Regions from separate parts of the Homo sapiens genome. Here region 2 is linked to region 1. Evidence: read pairs that join two places in POLR2A ChIA-PET (ENCODE). Cell type or tissue: OCI-LY7. All regions are shown on one strand.

Region 1 (2,500 bases):
GTTCATTTGCCAAGCTCCTCCCAAAACTTTTACACTAATCTTCCATGTTGCTTTTCTCCATCTCTGACTATCTAGCCAGTGACTGGTTACGGTTACAGATCCTCACCTCAGATCATGTTTCTCTCAAGTCAAAGTACATGATAAAAGACAGTGCTTGGAATTCTGCCTACAAATTGAGATTTGCCCTCTACTGTCCTTCAAGACCACCCCAAATATACACAGTACATTTCTAGCTGATAGTGCCTATTGTTCATGGTATCTGTAAGCCAGGTTTGGTTTTTTTCATTTTCAGTTAACTGGATAATAATGCTCCACAAGGGTAAAGGGACAGATTGGTAGGGGCGAGGTGTGGGAATAGAGTAGTTAAAGGCACAGGGTCGGGAGAAATCTGTTCAAAGGAAATGTGTCTTCATGGCCTGTCTGGTCCCACCTGCTAGGTGATGGAGTGCTGCTGGAAATGGTCAACTTTATGAGTAGATGGATTAAATAGCACCTGGTGTCCCATAGCCTCCAACATCCCCAGAAGCAAATTAGAACCGTTTCTCAAAAGGAGAATAGTAATCTTCCAGAAGGGGGTATGACCTTGCTCCAAAGTCCTGTGGGCTTCCATTGTGATTCTCCTGGAGAAATTTGTCTCTGACTTCAATAAGTCTCCCAATCAGCCAGATAGACTTTGAGAGGGCTGAGCAGCAGAGCTGCTTGGACTGCAGACTGGGCCACCTACAGGGACTATTTTTGCTCTGCCAGCTTTTCAGGTCACCAGGTAAATAAATAAGTGCAAAACACCTGTATGTTATATGCTGTCTCAAAAGTCCAGGGCTCAAAAAGCCAAAACAGCACACTGAATAGTCTCTTGAAGGCACTGAATTCAACCTGATCCAGCTAAGTAAGGGATACTCAGGACATAGGGCTGTAGTAGACTAGTTTCTTATGAATGAGGAAGTTTCAAAATAACTGGTTTTTGCATGTTGGTTCTTTAGCACAGTTGTTCAAAACATTGGCTGTAAATGGAACCACAAGGTGGGTGCAGGGAGAGGTTTTAAAAATTACTGATGCCTGGAACCTGCCTTCAGAGATGCTGGTCTGATTGCCTGGCTTCTAGATTATAAAAAAGCTAATATGCAGCCAAGGGCAAAGACCATTGTTCTAGTTCCTTCTAGATGTCCCTATACCAATAGGCAGGGTCCCACTCTATCCCTTCATTTTCATATAGGAAACCAAGGAGGTAAGCTAACTCATATAATTACCCTGCGTTTCACTTATAACCCGAAAGGTATCTGAGACAGGTCTCAATCAATTCAGAAAGTTTATTTTGCTGAGGTTAAGGCTGTGCCTCTGACACAGCCTCAGGAGGTCCTGACAACATGTGCCCAAGTGGTCAGGGTACAGCTTGCTTTTAGACATTTTAGGGAGACATGAGACACCAATCAGTATGTGTAACATGTACACTGGTTCCGTCAGGTAAGACTGGACAACCTGAGATGGGGGCTTCCAGGTCATAAGTAGATAAGAGACAAAAGGTTGCATTCTTTTGAGTTCTTGAGCAGCCTTCCACTGAATACACTTTAGTCCGGCTCAGTGAATCCGTATTTTTAAATAAACAATAAGGCAGAGGAAGCAATCGGTATGCATTTATCTCCAGTGAGCCTCAGAGATGACTTTGAGTTCTGTCTGTCCTTTGTCCACAAGGAATTTCAAGGAAGGAGATATGTAGCTTTTTATCTTTGTAGCTATTAATATCTTATTTAGGGATAAAATGGGGGTCAGGTTTGCCTGACATAGTTTCCAGCTTGACTTTTCCCTTGGCTTAGTGATTTTGGGGTCCCAAGACTTATTTTCCTTTCACACACTTGATGCCTTGAGTTGAGATTTGAGAATCAAGGTTTATTCTCTCTTAAGTCATTCAATGCCCTTGGAAACAACCACCTGACTCCATAATCCTAGCATTTCTTTCCATTGCTATTAAATTGTTCCATGGTGGCTGCTAACCAGTCTCCAGGGGCCTTATCCTAAGGGGGCTCATGGATTCTGGTGACTAAAGGCAATAGCCTGCTAAGCTCCTTGATCACTGGAGCTGTGAGCTTTCCATCTGGAATGCAGAGAGATGTGGGCCTTTCACCCTACCCAGACACAACAACCAGTTCCAAAGATCCCGCATCATTTCCTTGAAGGTCTTTTGCCTACCTCTGGTACCAATCTGGATATTAAAGACTTTTTTATTTGTAAGCAACAAAAAAAATCTGTGACCCTAGTTAGCTTAAAGAACTAAGAATATATTGGAATAGAGTCTAGGATAGTTTACAGTTTAAAATGAACCATTAAAGAACCAGACTCAGGAAATACGATATCTCTGATAACCTCCTTAGAGAGCGTCAATAAAAGCCACCCAGTTTTGATGACTTTCAGCCTTCGTGTCTCTCCATTCAAGTTCCAAATTCCCATGAGAAAATCTGGCTTGGCTTAGGTCTTCCCATATAATGAGCTATGGTAGTAAGGTACG
Region 2 (2,500 bases), 560 kb after region 1:
TTGAATTAAACAAAAAAAACAAAAACAAAAGCAAAAACACACAAAAAGCCATCCCAGTCTGGGTGTAGTGGCTCATGCCTGTAATCCCAGCACTTTGAGAGGCCAAAGCGGGAGGGCTGCTTGAGCCCAGGAGTTTGAGACCAGCCTGGGCAACACAGTGAGACCTTGTCTCTATAAAAAAAATAAAAAATAGAAAGGAAAAGCCATTACAGCAACCAACTGTCTTAAATCTCCTGAGAACCAGTTCCCTAAGAGTGTATTAAAGAAAGAGAAGCAAAAAGCTGGTACAATAATTTTTATTAATTTGAAAATACATTTATAAAGGAAAAAATAAGCACATAGCAACTTTCATACTACTGGAAATATAGATAGATAGATAGATAGATAGATAGATAGATAGATAGATAGATATAAAAGAAAAACACTTTCTGGAAAGAACTTTGTCACCAAGTATCAGAAGTCTTACTCTGACAAAGTCAACTTCTAAGACTCTGTCATAAGGAAGTCAGAAAAATTAATTGATGACATTATAATAATGAAAAAAATTAAAAACAGTCAACAATAGGGGAATGGTTAAGTTACGGTATAAACATACGATGTGGCCAGGAGCAGTGGCTCATGCCTGTAATCCCAGCACTTTGGGAGGCCGAGGCGCGTGGATCACAAGGTCAGGAGATCGAGACCATCCTGGCTAACATGGTGAAACCCCGTCTCTACTAAAAACACAAAAAATTGGCTGGGTGTGGTGGCAGGCGCCTGTAGTCCCAGCTACTTGGGAGGCTGAGGCAGGAGAATGGCGTGAACCCAGCAGGTGGAGCTTGCAGTGAGCCGAGATCGCGCCACTGCACTCCAGCCTGGGCAACAGAGTGAGACTCTGTCTCAAAAAAACAAAAACAAAAACAAAAAAAAACATATGATGTTAAATAGCAGACATATACCAAAAAAAACACACAAAAAAATTATGAACATTGAAATGTTTTGAAAAGAATGATGAAATATTTTTAATTATTGGAAAATAATTACAATATTAAATGGGAAAAGCAGATAAATGCAAAATGACCAATTATGGGAAAAAATATTTATACATGTGCAGGAGAAAAAAAGACTAGAAAATATACCAAAATATAAATAGTTTTACCAATGGATTGTGGGGTTATAGGATTAGAGAATGATTTTTCTTTCCTTCTATATAGATTTCCTATATTATATAGGTTTCCTGCAACTATATGTTGCACTCTGTAACAGTGTATTTTAAAACTTTTGCATAAAAAGGAAATGACAGAGAAAGATGGAGAAGTAAAATTGCAGTACAATTCTTATTTGCTAATTGACACAAAATCTTTGCATTTCTGAAACACTGAAAAATAAACTTCATAGATATTCCTTAAGAAGAATTACATCTGAAATACTTAAACAACATTTTAGGAAAGTATGCTATAAAAACAAAAGATGGCCTTATTACAATGCAAGTTGAACTGAAGAACAGAGGCAGGTGTGCAGGGGGAAGGAAATGACCTAAAAGCCTAATAGCCTCAGTTATAAAAAAAATTTTGTTTAAATTTGTGTGTTATGGGAAAGTAGAGAACCTTATGTCTATTAACAGTTCACCAATAAGTCCACTCAGTATAGAGAACCTTTACTTCGAAGATTCTGGTTTTATAGTCCACCTTATCATGACAAAGGAAACTTTTGAGTAGTAATTAAAATAAAGGAAAATCATATAAGATTATTCTAGATGAAATCACATTTGTTTACCTTAAAATTTCCCTACCTACTTGTTAAAGCTCTCAGACCATGACCCTTTGATTTTATAGGAAGTCCTCCAGGGCTACTCCTTGGTCCCTGAAATTGCTCAAGTGTGCACCATTTTCTTTCTTTCTTTGGGTTTTTTTTTTTTTTTTTTGAGACGGAGTCTCGCTCTGTCACCCAGGCTGGAGTGCAGTGGTGTGATTTCAGCTCATTGCAACCTCCACCTCCTGGGTTCAAGCGATTCTCCTGACTCAGCCTCCCAAGTAGCTGAGATTACAGGCGTCTGCCACCACACTCAGCTAGCTTTTGTATTTTTAGTAGAGATGGGGTTACACCATGTTGGTCAGGCTGGTCTTGAACTCCTGACTTCAGCTGATCTACCCGCCTTGGCTTCCCAAAGTGCTGGGATTATAGGTGTGAGCCCCCACGCCCGGCCATGTGCACCATTTTCATCCCGAGAATAGCAGCATCTTTAAATCCGTTCCCTCTGGGATTAAACCCTCCTCTTCTCAATCCCTCAGATAATGAATGTAATATTGGTAACCTAGAGAGCTCCGTCTCCTGATTTCTCCCTCCCTCCAAAAGCTTTTGCTACCATAGATGTAAAACTACTTCCAATGATTCATGAAAGAAGGAATTGAGTGAGCTGATTTCTCTATACATATTTATAAAAACAATCTATTTTGACCTGAAAATGGTACTAGCTCAACACACTAGATGTACATAGAATATGCCTTTTTATAGGCTACAC

The links. ChIA-PET counts read pairs that join two places held together with the same protein. Peaks named below come from ENCODE experiments on the same cell type or tissue, not always from the same donor. Only the 100,000 strongest peaks of a DNase experiment are listed, where the experiment ranks them.
Region 2: POLR2A ChIA-PET joins it to region 1 with 5 read pairs; 1 of 35 experiments calls an interaction of 5 or more read pairs at or near these places.

Annotation. Positions count from the first base shown.
Region 1 is chr12:94,968,670-94,971,169 of GRCh38, forward strand. No RefSeq gene overlaps it. Among named protein-coding and RNA genes, the nearest start is that of NDUFA12, 34 kb to the right of the region's middle. In OCI-LY7, no CTCF peak of the experiment used is centred here; a DNase peak (open chromatin) is centred at 992; H3K4me3 peaks cover 1,135 bases; H3K27ac peaks cover 1,507 bases.
Region 2 is chr12:95,530,283-95,532,782 of GRCh38, forward strand. The region is part of intron 2 of USP44 (ubiquitin specific peptidase 44); the gene reads right to left. Among named protein-coding and RNA genes, the nearest start is that of USP44, 20 kb to the right of the region's middle. In OCI-LY7, no CTCF peak of the experiment used is centred here; a DNase peak (open chromatin) is centred at 1,499; H3K4me3 peaks cover 696 bases; H3K27ac peaks cover 837 bases.